Linked DNA regions of Homo sapiens: region 1 is linked to region 2. Evidence: chromatin loops called from intact Hi-C (ENCODE). Cell type or tissue: PC-3. All regions are shown on one strand.

Evidence for each region. A loop is a pair of places that touch in the nucleus more often than their neighbours do. Peaks named below come from ENCODE experiments on the same cell type or tissue, not always from the same donor. Only the 100,000 strongest peaks of a DNase experiment are listed, where the experiment ranks them.
Region 1: it touches region 2 in a loop (3-fold over the local background); 5 of 110 quality-filtered maps call a loop at or near these places.

What each region holds. Positions count from the first base shown.
Region 1 is chr1:221,031,154-221,039,153 of GRCh38, forward strand. No RefSeq gene overlaps it. Among named protein-coding and RNA genes, the nearest start is that of HLX-AS1, 160 kb to the left of the region's middle. In PC-3, no CTCF peak of the experiment used is centred here; DNase peaks (open chromatin) are centred at 1,658, 4,608 and 4,918; H3K4me3 peaks cover 1,731 bases; H3K27ac peaks cover 4,450 bases.
Region 2 is chr1:221,432,116-221,440,115 of GRCh38, forward strand. All of the region lies in intron 3 of LOC105372932 (a long non-coding RNA gene), which reads left to right. Among named protein-coding and RNA genes, the nearest start is that of LINC02817, 100 kb to the left of the region's middle. RefSeq lists an enhancer at 7,589-8,000. In PC-3, a CTCF peak has its summit at 3,492 (motif pointing left); DNase peaks (open chromatin) are centred at 3,496, 6,006 and 7,446; H3K4me3 peaks cover 483 bases; H3K27ac peaks cover 3,487 bases.

The sequences.
Region 1 (8,000 bases), 400 kb before region 2:
GACCACAAATGGAGTAAACTGTTCTGTTGATCTTTTTTTCTGCTAGTTTGCTGATAACATATTTCAGTTTGAAATATGATTGGACCTTTTGATGTAAGAGTTGGGACTTAACCAGGGAAAAATTTATATAACCTGATCTGGATTTCATCATATTCAGTGAGTTTGTGAAAGGACATTTTTTTTTTTTACATGTGTCACATCGATTGACTATCTCTCCAAGCTCTCCTGGGTAGTGACTTATTTTTATTTCATTTGGTGTCATGTTTTCCTTTCTCTGTATGTCCTCTCTATGGCTGATGAGCAGTAAGTTAGGCCACGGAGTTTAGGGGAACAATGGTTCAATCTCCAGGTAAGTTTCTTCAGTCTCACTCTATACAGTCAGCACTGGCCAGCTCCCTAGACAAAGTGTATGAGATCATCCCAAGTCAAACCATGGGGGTACTGTGGTTGACCCCGGTAAGCCATCCCACTTCTGCAAAAACCAATCCAAGCAGAGGCTGTACTGATAACAAATATGTTACACCTTCTTTGGGTGTAGACCAGAGTGCATTTTTAATGTCTGTGTTTCTAAGCCTGCTGTCCAGAAGATCTTCTATTCATGACACTTTCCAAGATCTGTTCTTTCTCAGAAACTGGATTTAGTTATTGCACTCTACAATAATGTTAGGCTGGAGAAAAATTGTAGATTTGTTTGCAAGGAATGTGGTGTCAATCGATTGAGGGCAATTTGCATGCAATCCTAAAGTTTAAGTCAGGTTTTAATTTTGATTTGGTGATACATCTTTGAAAATGCTCAATTTTTACTTTGTCTGATAAGTATGCTTCTGTCCTTTGAAAAGTAACTCCATCTTTGTATGAGTCATTCTACCCTTTTATTGTTTTCAGTGTGACTCCTAAGTACTGGACACTCAGTAAGGACTTATTGATGGTTATAATGTTTCATAGAATATTTGCATAAATGATCTTTGTAGAAAACAAATTGAACTTTTCCATTGAAACAATATTATGTCATATTAGCATTAAGAGGCACTTCATAAAAAAATTTTAGTTAACACTAACTGAGCATCCAATCTACTTTCTGTTTGTTGAAGCATTTATGGTTCCTACTCAAGACAAGAAAAATAACAAGGAAAGAAATAACTCTGAATACAGAACATTTTATTACAAAAATAAAAAAATGAGAGCATATCTGTTAGCTCTTGCCAACTTTTGAAGTATGGATTCTATTTGTCTTTATTACAGTGTATTCCCATAGTGACTTTTCCCTATTTATTAATTTTTGAATGTTACTATAAAACAGAGATATGTGCCTACTGGAAATAGTCAAAGCTATTTCAAGAAACTTTACAAATGAGAAAAATATACCAACACATCTTTGAACTATTCTGTCAATAAATTAGGAGCTATGCAATTATTTTATATCTCCTTATAGTTCTTTTTGAAAAAAAGTCATATGCATTATCACAATAAAATGTCCTGTTAAAACTATAATAATTGTGATGACTCATAGATACGTGATTCTTCTTATTAAGAAAAAAAGGACAGGAAATCCAATATAAATGAGCTGTTTTCCTCAGTAGTGTAATAAAACTTGGATACTGGTATATGAATTTTTGATTATATCATCCACTGATAATCTCTGGCTCATTTCCTCCCAGTGAAGAATCAGTCTCCTTCCTCCCTGCACCAGCCCCCTTTGGCCACTAACATTTTAGCAACCCTACTCCCTCAGATGGGGAGGAGGCCTCCCAGTCACAGCCACCACAGTACAATATATTTTAAGGGCTGTAAATTTTCACCGTCAGATTTGAGCCAAGGGTGTTAAGCTCCAGAAGATACACATCTGCTTCCTACTCAGATGGTCTTTGTTGTGCTTCTTGGTAGAGGGAGAGTTGTAATGCCACAAGAATAAATCCCAAATGGGGTGTGTGTTTGCAGGGGGGTGGTAAATTATGGTGTTTTCAAAAGAAGTGCTCATGACTGCAAATATATCTAGCCTCAATTCTGCTCTTAAATTCTCTGTTTCTTTTCAGAGTTACATGATAATATTTTATTGCTCTTTAATGAACAGAGTGAGTCACTATTAAATTTCAAAAGTGAAAAATTATTTTGTAACCTGAGTCACAACCCCTGAATGTATCTCGTTTCTAAGTTTGGATTTCCAAATGTCAGGTTTTTCTAAATAGGATCACATGAATACAGGACCAGAATATAAAAGAAATGTCTAAGCAACTACTTGGGAAGGGTGGCTATAGTCCATGCCAATATATCCAGCTCATGAGTGTTTATTAAACACCCACAAGTTTGATCAAAGAATACTTAGTGTTAGATGTATCTTAATGTTCTCACTACTCTCATACCTTGTTAACCAAGAGGGAAAGATGATAGACCAATTTCAAACCTAGCAGAAATGTGAACAGATAAATATAGTAAATCCTCAATTTACAAATGAGCTTTGTTCCAAATTGTTTGTAACTGGTTCATCTGGAACTGTCCTTGCATTTTCCCATAGAGACAAAATTATAAATGGTAGTTAGGTTTCCTAGCCAGCCCAGAGAATATACTTAAGCCCTATGCAGCTGAACACTAGCATTAGAGAACTTGATCGCCAAGTTTCTGTGGAAATATGCATTTATTTATTTACTCAAATATGACTTGAGTGTTCACCTGATTGGAATACAGAGACACCCTTAGCCTCTGATGATGGGGCATCATGGTCTAATCAGGCAGTGATTGCCCATTCCTTAGTGTCTGGGTGGAAGATAACATAGTGTGTTACTTGGATACATAGGACAGTAAGCTGGAGGTGGAGGGGGTCAGGCAGGACTCTCAGAGGATGCCTGAGATGATTTTGTTTTGCTGGGAGAGAAGGATGGAATCAAGAATGGAAGTTGCTTTGGGTATGGGGAGGGGCAGGAGCATGAAAGCTTAAAATAGCTTAGCCCATTAAGGGCAAGTGGGGAGGTTGATTATCAGATAAGTGAGGGCTAGACTAATATGGATTGCCACATATGGGTTTGTATGTTCCATTTGAAGATGGGATTTCAAGTAGAAGACTGATACGATCATATTTACACTTCAAAACTTCATTTGGTCTCTGTATTAATACTGGATAGAAGAAGCCACCAGCACTGGATAAAAGAAAGCCTCAGAGCCTGCTGGAATTATCTGAGGGAAAATTGATGAGGCACTAGGGCAGGGTAGATGGGGAAGGAGAAGAAGAGATGGTTTACTGGTAGTAGGGTGTTCAATTTGACAGCACCTGAAACAGACTGGATTTTGGTGAAGGAGAACACTGGATGAATAGAAATAGCAATGCTGTACACACATGCACACACGAGGAAATGATGGGAGACAGATTTGGGAGGAGGAGGAGCTCAGTTACAGATGTGTATTTGGGTCATGACTCCACTCAGAGGGTTGGGGATGAGAGCTGGCACTCAGGAGCATCTAGAAAGGAGATCCAGAAGGTGAAAAGAAAGACAATTAGAGTGAATAAGGAGAGTCTAGAGGGGCAGCCAGGGATGCTGGACCATAGCCAGAAGACAGCAGTAGTACCCAGAAGTCAAGATGGTAAGAAATTTCAGAGAAGACAAGAGAGTGGATGGTGCAGAGACCAAGACTGAGAAATTAACATTGGAGTTAGCAGTTGGAAAGACACTGGTGTCCCAGATTCCAGTTTGGTGGAGAGGTGCTGCAGCCCTGAGGGGAGGTGAGCTTGAAGATGGTATATGGTGTGTGTGTGCATGTGTGTGTGTGTGCATGTGTGTGTGTGCGTGTGTGTGTGTGTGCATGTGTGTGAGAGCACTATTCCAGTGGAGGAGAAACCCAGTGGATGTGTCCTTGTGGTGATTAGCTGTGGAAGATGGGCAGGGCTACAGACACAAGTTATCAATAAGCTGCTAAACAACTTATCAGTCATGGTGTTACTATTACCAAAAGGACCACATTTTAACAAATTTTAAATGTGCTTCATCTCTTATCACCTTCCCACCATGTCCCTCCGCATTAGAATGCTGTCTCCACCCTTCAAAAGACCCTCTACCTTGTGCTCTTTCACTCCTCCATGCCCTGCACACGTGGTTTCATCTGTCATGAATGTCCTATGCCTCTATGCCTAGCTAGCTGTCTTTCTAAACCACCCAGCCCAAAGGCTGCCTCCTCAGGAAAGCCTCTGGTAATGCCCATGACAAAGTAGTTTCTCCTGTCTCTACTCCCTCAGTGCTCTGCTCACACTTTTGGTAAATAATAGAATGCAGCTTAAAATTACATCTCTCTCCCTTTCTGGATGGTGAATTTCAAAAACATGTTGATTCAGCTGTTCTGCGTGCCTAGTCCAGTGCTCAGCCCATGATGAGAGCTCAGGGTTTGTTTAGTGACAAGCCTTTGGCAAACTCAAAAGTTAGTTGTAAAAACTATTGGTCAGGAATGATGGACCCAAGCCTAACTGACCTGAAGCTATTGTGAAAATGGTAAAAACCAAATCCTCAGCTTTTTGGGCAGGTATATTAAGGGAGGGTGCCAAAATGCTGTCAAAGCTTTTATGTTAAGAAGTTGCATAGGTTCCTAGAGCTATGTCTTCAGTGACACTGGGCAGCCAGGATGACTCATGACCCTCGATTTAAGCATCTGGAAGAGTCAGTTTTATTTTCGGAGAAACTCTGTGTCACCTTTAGTAAAAAAAGAAAGGTACACGAGGCCTTGGCAAGAAGATCTATTTCATAAATCTGTAAAATAAATGAAGCTCTTTGGGGACATTAACTCTTCTATAACCTCTCTCGATGAGTTTGGAAAGTATTTATTATGAGATGGAGCCAATTTCAAAGTGAAGCTGAGAGAATTTTCTTTCCTGAGCTCCTCCTGGAACAGTTACGTTTAGTGATGCTAATCTATGATGATGACTCAGTGACAGGAAGTGACATTGGTCATGCGTTGGCCCCAAACAGTACTTGAGGGGAGGGAGGAGGCCAGAGGACTAAAATCCTGTGTGGTTTTCCCAGTGTTTTTACCTACATGATTGTCATCTTTCCTTTTGAATCTGTCCAGAAATTGTCAGTGAAATGAAAGATCAGTGTTACATATCATTTGGGTTTTTGGCACCAGGGATGTTTGCTTTATTTTGGGTTATATTAAATACAATTAAAATGCACTAATGGTATTATAAAAGTTTTGATTTTAAACAGTGAACTAGGAAATCATTGCAAAAAAGAGTATTACGCATGACATTAGAATATGGGGCTCCAGTTTCAGATTTTTTACTTATATCTGTATGACTTTCAGTGAGTGCATTTAACTTCTTCAAGTCTTATGACCTTACTAATGAAATATGGTAGTAACACCACATCTCAGCAGCATTCATGGAGTGCTTACTATGTGCTTGGCACTGCTTTACACGGGTTAGTTTTCCTCAATCCCTTTGATGTAGGTGTGATTGTTATCCATTGTACAGATGAGGAAATTTAAGTTTGCGGAGTACGTATACCATACTGGGATTCAAATCCAAGACTTTGTGATTCTATTACCAAGTTCCCAACTGCTCTTTTATTTTTATTTTAAAAAAACTTTTATTTTAGGTTTAGGGGTACATGTGCAGGTTTATTATATAGGTAAACTTGTGTCATGGGGGTTTGATATACAGATTATTTCATCACCCAAGTGCTAAGCCTACTACCCATTAGTTACCTTTTCCTGCTCCTCTCCCTCCCCGTACCCTCCACCCTCTGGTAGGCCTCAGTGTCTGTTGTTCCCTTCTTTGTGTCCATGTGTTCTTATCATTTAGCTCCCACTTATAAGTAAGGATATGTGGTATTTGATTTTCTGTTCCTGCAGTAGTATGACAAGGATAATGGTCTCTAGCTCTATCATTCCTGCAAAGAACATGATCTCCTTTTTTATAACTGCATAGTATTCCATGGTGTATATGTACCACATTTTTTTATCCAGTCTTCCATTGATGGACATTTAGGTTGATTCCACGTCTTTGCTATTGTGATAATGATGCAATGAATATACACATGCATATGTCTTTATGATAGACCAATTTATATCCTTTCGGTAAATACCCAGTAATGGGATATTGGGTTGAACATTATTTCTGTTGTTAGGTCTTTAAGGAATTGCCACACTGTCTTCAGCAATGGCTGAATTAATTTAGACTCCCACCAACAGTGTGTAAGCATTTCTTTTTCTCTACAACATCGCCAGCATCTGTTATTTTTTGACTTCTTAATAATAGCCATTCTGACTGATGTGAGATAGTATCTTATTGTGGTTTTGATTTGCATTTCTCTAATGATCAGTGATGTTGAGCTTTTTTTCATATGTTTGTTGGCTGCATGTAGGTCTTCTTTTGAGAATTATCTGTTCATGTCCTTTGCCCACTTTTAATGCGGTTGTTTTATTTTCTTGTAAATTTGTTTAAGTGCCTTATAGATGCTGGATATTAGACCTTTGTCAGATGCATGGCTTGCCAAACTTTTCTCCCATTCTGTCAGCTGTCAGTTTGCTCTTTTAATGGTTTCTTTTGCTGTGCAGAAGCTCTTTAGTTCAACTAGATTCAATTTTCCAATTTTTGTTTTTGTTGCAATTGCTTTTGTTGTCTTTGTCATGAAATCTTTGCCCTTTCCTATGCCCAGAATTGTGTTGTGTAGGTTGTCTTCGAGAGTTTTTATGGTTTTGGGTTTTACAAGTCTTTAATCCATCTTGAGTTAATTTTTGTATATGGTATAAGGAAAAGGTCCAGTTTCAATCTTCTGCATATGGCTAGCCAGTTATGCCAGCACCATTTATTGAATGAGTCTTTTCCTCATTGCTTGCTTTTGTCAGCTGTGTTGAAGATCAGATGGTTGCAGGTGTTCTCTATTTCTGGGTTCTCTATTTTGTTCCGTTGTTGTATGTGTCTGTTTTTGTACCAGTACCATGCTGCTTTGGTTACTGTAGTCCTGTGGTATATTTTGAAGTTGGGTAGTATGATGCTTCCTGCTTTGTTCTTTTTGCTTAGCACTGCCTTTGCTATTTGGGCTCTTTTTTGGTTCCATATGAATTTTAAAATATAATAGTTTTTTTCTAATTCTGTGAAAAATGTCATTGGTAGTTTGATAGGAATAGCATTGAATCTATAAATCGCTTTGGGCAGTATGGCCATTTAAATGATATTGATTCTTCTTCCCCATGAGTATGGAATGTTTTATCATTTGTTTGTGTCATCTCTAATTTCTTTGAACAGTGTTTTGTAGTTCTCACTGTAGAGATCTTTCACCTTTCTTGTTAGCTGTATTCCTGGATTTTTTTTTTCTTTTTTTGTGGCAATTGTGTGTGGGATTTTGTTCCTGATTTGGCTCTTGGCTTGGCTGTTAGTGGTGTACAGAATTGCTAGTAATTTTTGTACATTGATTTTGTATCCTGAAACTTTGCTGAAGTTACAGTTTGAGGAGCTTTTGGGCTGATACTTTTGGGTTTTCTAGATATAGAATCATGTCAGCTGCAAACAGGGATAGTTTGATTTCCTCTCTTCCGATTTGGATGGGCTTTATTTCTTTCTCTTTCTTGATTGGCCTGGCCAGGACTTCCAATACTACTTTGAATATCAGGAGTGGTGAGAGAGGGCATCCTTGTCTTGTGCCAATTTTCAAGGGAAATGCTCCCCACTATCGCCCATTCAGTATGATGTTGGCTGTGGGTTTGTCATAGACGGCTCTCTTTATTTTGAGGTATGCTCCATCAATATCTAGTTTCTAACTACTGTTTTTAATTTTGCACATAATAAACTAAAAATCTTGATGTAAACACGAAGTATTATCAAGCACTAAGTTGTTTTTGATTGAAAGTCATTCTTGAATGTCACTTATCTCAGCCTCCTCCCTTCTTCCACTAAGTCTGGGACATTTCTCCCACACAAATTGGGTAGAAATTGCATGGGCTGCTGCTTCTCCCTCTGCTTTTCCAAATACCAAAGGGCTGCTGAGACTGACCAGTATATGAAACATGACATCCCCAGGTGG
Region 2 (8,000 bases):
TGTCTGGGGCTTCATACTCTACCATCTGGATAATGTCAGTCTCAAAGTGTGCTTTTAAGGTCATGGCAACAAAGTGAGGTAAGGCATTAATACCAAGATCCCTAGTATGGAGCAAACCCAGGACAGAGAGATTGGTCCTGGTGATGTCATTTGGTCATTGAATTAAGCTATGCCTGAAGTCTACACATGCATTTATGCAAACCAATTAGTTCTCTTTTTGTTTAAGCTATTTGGCCTAGGTGCTCAGTTACTTAGAATTTGAAGAGTCCTCAGTGATAAAGTTGTGATGTAGGATTTTTTTCTTTTTAACTGTATTCTGTAAATGTAGTTATTACATAATGAGTTCTTTGCTCCTTGTAATGCTATCAAGAATTATCGTAACCTAGTTTTAATTTACTATTTCTGTCCTCATCTCTTGCTACTTTTGTTCCATGCACATATGCTCCAGCTACATTATTCTACGCTTTGTCTGCAAGCATATAATTACATGCTGTATGATTTTTCATGGTATTCTTTATTTTTTCCTAAAATGCCTTCTACCACCTCATGGCTATCAAAAAACTAGTTAAACACTATGGACAAGCTTAAATATCCACTTATGGGTGATTGTCAGGATCAACCCTCTGAACTGCTGAAATTGTGTTCACATTATTATAATTCAATAATTCGATATTTTTAATGAGTTGAGGGACCCATTTGCTATCACATTAGATAAGGAGCCCCTTGATGGTAAGACCCATATCTGTTAATTTACATGCCCATTATTGAATGCTGGCTGACATTCAATAAATATTTAGTGAATTAATAAACAAATGACCACCTTAAGTGGAAAATAGCAAGATGAATGTAAAGGTTTATAGTCAGCAAACTAGTCAGAGCTCAGCAAATAAATGAAAGAATACAAAGAACTTCCTTGACCTTGAAGTTATCTTTCAGACTTTAAAGGGGCCCTTTCCACTTAAGCAGGCTTGTTATTTTCACAGTTTTATGAAGCAATATGAACCTGTTGGATTTCTTTTCAAAGCATAGTAACTAGACCAGTATTGACATCCTTAAAAAAAAAAACAAATTTTTCTCCACCATTTTATCTTGCCTAATGAAAAACCCATTCATTTAGCCTTTTGGCAATTGTTATAACATGCACTCTGGGATTTTTAAGAATAGTTTTCAAAGGAAACAGAGAGGTGGTTCCTCTCCATTTCATTCTAGCCACAGTTAACCTAAGCATTTAGAAGTTTTCCTTCCAGATTTCTACTGCTTTTATTTCTTTTCCTATGTTCATTCATCACCATAGATGCTATGGTAGGAGAGAAAGCGGTTTCAGTTGCAGAACTTGCTTCCTGTTAATACTTCCATTACAGAACATTTTGGAAACAGATGCAATGACTTAAATATAATAATAAAAGTAAAATAATTATATCCAGACAACTAAAGCCAAGTGAAAATAATTTTGCAAAGTGAATTTTTATTTTCCTCTTCATATAATAGATACATTGATATCAGTCCTTACCTCTCTGCTCACATCCATTAGTTTAATAAATAATATTGGAGATATAATTTGCATGGTAATTTTATGTAAACATGTAGATCACTATGTTTCACCTCCATTGCAAAAACATGACTTATTATTTCATGTATTGTAGTGACGATGCTCTCTAAACATAACAATTTTATATTGAAAGCACATTACATGACATAAAACAGAAATTTGTTTTATTTCACAAATGCCTGCAGCGTAACATATTTCCACGTTATTCAATAGGATCCAGAAGTGTATTTAGGAGATGGCTCACAAAATTCTTTTCACTGGCTTAATAGCTTTTTGAGAGAGGAGACTGGTTCCTAATCATTTTTATTCTATTCACAGCATGAAGTTCACAGTGAGTAATAAAAAGTTTGATCAAATTAATGAACAAATGAACGTATTGTAAAAAATAGTGTTAAAAACACAAAATTGCCAGGCGTGGTGGCTCACGCCTGTAATCCCAGCACTTTGGGAGGCCAAGGCGGGCAAATCACGAGGTCAGAGATCGAGACCATCCTATCCTGGCTAACATGGTGAAACCCCGTCTCTACTAAAAATACAAAAATTAGCTGGGCATGGTGGCGGACGCCTGTAGTCCCAGCTACTCGGGAGGCTGAGGCAGGAGGATGGCGTGAACCCGGGAGGTGGAGCTTGCAGTGAGCCAAGATCGCGCCACTGCACTCCAGCCTGGGCGACAGAGCAAGACTCTGTCTCAAAAAAAAAAAAAAAAAAAAAAGAAAAAAGAAAAGAAAAAACAAAAAACACAAAATTTGGGAACAAACTGAGCTTTAGTAAGCATTGTCTATAAATATTTGAGGGAACAGAAATGAGAAGCCAACATTGGTGAGAGCACCACCCAATAAAGAGCTTGATAGATATAGTCACCGGAGAAACTTATTTTAATGTTTCAAAGGTATCAAAACAATAAATGAAACCAAATAAAACTTAAAAATAACAACCAAAAGGAAAGTCTTCAGTCTCCACGCAGTGCTTTGATGTAATATATTTATGTTTTCTTCCTCCTCAGGCCTCACTAAAATAGTTGCATAGGATGGTACAGTTCTTTCTCTTAAAGTACTTCTGTACTAGGTAATTTTTTTAAGTCTCTTCTATATATAATTTATTTAAAGATATAAAGGGCCTCTAGGGCTCTCAGGGACCTCCATGTTTTGGCAAGGAAGAGAATGAAAACAGAAGGTTCCTAAAATTATGGAAACTATTTTTTGGGTAACTTAAAGCAAAACAAAACAAATGAACAACAAACAAAAGTAGAGAGATATAAAAGATATCCCTGAAACTGTTTAATCTGGTGACCTTTCTTTACAGACCAAAAGAGCACTTCTTTTCTAAGATTGACATAAATGCATAAATTGTGCATCCTAAACCTTACTGGAGTTATCTAATTCTACTATAATGTCACTTCCAATTATGGGACAAAAAAAGTCAAATCTTATTCTTGCACTTCCTGGTAGAGATATTTTTCACCTGTATCAGGGCCTAGAATTGAAACTGGAAAATAAGCTACAATAGAAACTGAACTATGAAATTGAACTACAGAGTACAGAAGCCAGCTCAGAATACAATTCGTCTGTTTTTACCAAAAACCATGTTCCTGGGAACATACACCTGTTTGCATGCTAAGAATCTTGAAATTTAAAAAAAAAGCATGATAAAATTTAGGAAGAGGACAATTTTTTTTTCACCATTCCCCAAATCTATTGGCCATTTACTCCCCCAATTAGTTTTTCCAAACAACTTTAGAAGATCAACACAAGGTTCAATTGATTATCCTACTTAGATAAGGAATTGTAAATTATTAAGTTTGGCTTTGAGACTTCACTTTACATTTGCACATTTATACTTACATATATACCCATATCTAAAAAATTGCTTTCATTTTTAAAATAATCCCACAGTCAAGTAGTACACCATCATCCAAGCAAGACTGCTTGTGTGAAGATAGACACCTGGTGGTCAATATGTAGAACTGCAGCTCAGGAAAGACCTAGATTTCTTTGAGGTTGTCTCTTGTTTTTTCCCCATTTCCCACTGCTTTCTGGGTACAGATTGCTGTTGATGGTGGACATACTGCAGCTGTGTGTGAGTGAGTCTCAAGTTCAAGTCAAGAGATTTCCAGAACAGTTACATCAACTCCATGAAAGCTTCAGGTCACAAGTTTTCTGAATTATTTGGAGAGCCAACCAATGTAGCATGCTAAGAATTTTTAAAAGTTACTAAAATCTCTTAAGCAAGAAGTTGAACAGGAGCCTCAGTGTTTGGGAGTAAGGGTTAATCTCCACCTACAAATTTCTGCATTTCCTCTGTCAGGATAATAAGCTTCTGTTTCCTTTGGGGAAGAAAAAAGAAGTGTCGATTCCTTTGTCACCACAAAAGCAAGCATTTTGAGCTTTTAAATATGGCCCTGCCCCTGAACCGACCCTGCCTCGTGTCTAAGTGCTTTTCTCCAAATTGAACCTCACAAGACAAAAATACATAACTTAAAGAAATGGCAAGCTAAAATCTCTCTATTTTTTTGTTACTCCTGGCTATTAATTTTATTCTCTTCAATTTTTAAGTCTTGAGATAAGCTTCTGGAAGCAGATACAGAATAGTTTCTAACTTTCTCAGAGTACACTTGGTTTTAGACAGGGAGTGGAATCATAGCATGGGTTCTCACTCTACTTGCATCGGTAAAGGAGGAGGAAAGACATGCATCAGAAGGACAAATGTGTGAGTTGGCTCTATGTCTGATGAAGTGACACACTACAGTGCCGGAGATGCCCTGATTTCCCATTAAGCTACTACAGAGAAAGGCATAGCTTAGTCGCATGGGCTGAATTCCTTATGGTACAATTATAGGCACAGTCACACCTGAAATGACCAGACATCGTGGTCAGAATGCCCTTTGCTTAACTTCTATTGGGCCTTTGCTCTGTGCCAGCCACTGTGCACAGGCTGCCCCAAATCATGCCACAAGCCCTGTCTTTCTTCTTGTTTCCAGTTGGCCCAGATGGACACACAGCATCCCAGTCCTGGCAAGCAGAGGGCTGGGGTGTCCTTGCTTGGGTCTAACCCTGGCCTCCCATCCTGTTTCTAACCGATGTGTGTACTCATATACATACATCATCATGTGAAAGTCAAGGCCTTCTCCAATATTTAGAGGCTGACTGGTCAGTAGTTTTATCACCAGAAAGAAGAATGGGAAAAGATATCAAGAAACCTCCTTTGTCATGAGAGAAACATATTAATTTGGATTGAATAATGTAGTAAATATAGTGACCCCTCTTTCCATCCTCAGTCAAATTAATGTGAACTTCTGGCCAGGTTTGGGGACACTGGAAGAAGACTTCCTCGTTGCGACTATGAGAACTATCATATCACAAGAACCATTTAAATGTCAGATGCACAATCCTCTTTCTGAAACCCTTGTGAACAAATCCACTATTCAGAATTCAGAATTTTCAGACGGTAGATATGTAACACAGTCTATACATTGAATATTGTGGAATACTCTGATCAGGGACTGGAGTAGGACCCCTAATTCAACACATGAAGAGTTCTATTACTGAATGTGTGGTGGTCACATCAGTAGGGATAAAATAAACAAAAGTAGTCTCGCATTGGTTCAGATCAGGCATTATCATCATATGATTCTAGCACACATGAAAAAACACTTGCTTATCAGACTATTTTTGAATATTTGATGGTGGATAGCAGACTGCGGTTCTGCCTGTGTGTGATGCAAGAGACATTCCCAGGCATGCAGCCCTGTCCAGAAGGCTCCTACAACTCTCCAAAATCAATAGGGCAAACTACACCACCAAGAAGGAAATCTATTATCAAGTAGCCCATTTTCTTTGTTCATCAAAAGGCAATGTATTCATCATAAAACTGTAAAACTTTTAGAAGAAAACATAGAAAAATATCTTCATTATCTGGGATTAGGAAAGGAATTTTAAATGATGCAAAAGCATGATACAAAAAAGAAAAAATGAAATTTTATCAAAATCAAAAACTTTTGCTCTGCTAAATCACTTCCAAGAGAATAAAAAGACAAGCCACAGACTAAAAGAAAATATTTTCAAATCTCCTATCTAACAGAGAACTTTATATCCAGATTACATAACAAACTCTCAAAACTCAACAATAAGAAATCAAATAACCCAATTAAAAATGAACAAAGAGATTGAACAGATGCTTCACCAAAGAAGACACAGGAGACTCCCCCACCATCGCCTCCTTAACCACAGGGGATACATTTCAAGACCCCCAGTGGATGCTTGAAACTGTGGATCGTACTGAACCCTAAATAACTACTCATAATAAAACAATTATAATAATTTACTATAATAAAAGTTATGTGAATGTGGTCTCTCCCTCATCTCATACTGCACTCACTCTTCTTCTTGTGATGATGTGAGATGATAAAATGACTATGCGATGGATGTGGTGACAGTAATCTGATAAGTGAGATGCCTACTCAGTGACTAACAGGCAAGTAGCCTATACAGCATGAATACACTGGACAGAGGGGATTCATGTCCCACGGAGCAGGGCTGCGCAAGATTTCATCACACTGCTCAGAACAGTGTGCAGTTTAAAACTTACGAATTGTTTGTTTCTGGAATTTTCTATTTAATATTTTCAGGACACAGTTGACTGCTGGTAACTGAAACTGCAAAAAGAAAAACCTTGGATAAGAGGGGACTGCTGTATAAAGTACGAGAAAAGATGTTTAATACCACAAGCCATTAAGGTAATGTGAATTTAAACAACAGTGAGCTACAACCACACACCTATCAGAATGTCCAAAATAAGGGCAGGCGTGGTGGCTCACACCTGTAATCCCAGCACTTTGGGAGGCCGAGGCAGGTGGATCAGCTGATGTCAGGAGTTCAAAACCAGCCTGGCCAAGAAGGTGAAACCCTATCTCTACTAAAAATAGAAAAAGAAAAAAAAATAGCTGGGCGTGGTGGCGCACGCCTGTAATCCCAGCTACTCTGGAGGCTAAGGCAGGAGAATTGCTTGAACGCGGGAGGCAGAGGTTGCAGTGAGCCAAGATCGCACCACTGCACTCCAGCCTGGGCAACAGAGAGACTCCGTCAAAAAAAAAGAATGTCCAAAATAAATACTGACAACACAGAGTGTTGACAAGGATGCTGAGTAAGTAGAATTCACATACATGATGGCTGGAATTGGAAAATGCTACAGCAACTCTGGATAATAGCTTGGCAGTTTCCTTATAAAGTGAAACATACATCTACGCTATAACTCCACAAGGCCGATCCTGAGTATTTACCCCAGGAAAATGAAAATGTATGTTCACATGAAACTGATAAACAAAACTTCAGAGTAGCTTTTTTTTTTTTTTTTTTTTTTTTTTTACACAGTAGCTTCAAACTGAAAATAACTTGAATGTCCCTCAATGAGTGAAAGGGTAAATAAACTGTGATACCACATATGATGGAACACTATTCAGTCATAAAAAAGAACAACTTAGATAACTCTGTGCTGAGTAAGAGATGCCAGTTTCAAAAGACAAAAGCACAATGGTGGAGAAGAGATTAGTGATTGCCAGGGATTATGGTGGAGGGAGGGGTGAATATAAAGGGACAGCATGGGGAAGCTTTGGGGGGTTATGGCACTGTTTCGTATCCTCTTTGTGGTGGTTACACAAATCTATACATATGTGGAAATCCATAGAGCTGTACATCAAAGAAAAAAGTCAACTTTACTATAGGATAATTTGGAAAATAATTTTTTTAAAGGCCAATGCATTCCTATTTGACTTTTCTATTCACAGTTTGTTGTCAATCTCTTCTTTACTGAACTGATGACATCCTGTTTTCACTAACACTGCTTGCCTGGCGGGGAGATATGAGGCATGTGTGAGGCATTGCAGATACAAAGATGAGTCAGGCAGAGGCTCATGCACAGGGCTCACCACCTGGGCAAGGAAATGAGACAGGGAAGTGAAGAGACGTCAACAATTTATGCTACAGAAATTCAAGGGGTGAGAAATCCCTGATCACTATGGGAAGTGTAAGCACAAAGCGTGTTTTCTTAACTCAACCAAGAAGGAATAATTGGTTCTGTTTACTGTTTCCTTACCAAATATATTTTTTGGTAATTTTGAAGACTCCCTTGCTTTGACCAAAAAATATTAAATTTAAAAATCTCATTAGTTGATAGGAACAGTGCCTGCTGGGTTGTAAATTTATTGAAACATGGCCTGTCCTAACCAGCACTCTGACACATAGAAGTCCCGTCACTCATTATATAAATCCATTTATTAAATAAATGGATGAAAGATAACATCATGAGCACAATATTTGAATCATTGCTAGTCATTGCGGTATTATTTTGTATTTAGTTGTCATATTCATCAGTATAGCTTCTGTCATAGTCATTTGGAGATGAAACATATTTTAATTAATATGTGCCCACTTCATTCTGAGGCTCTGTAGGTGGCACT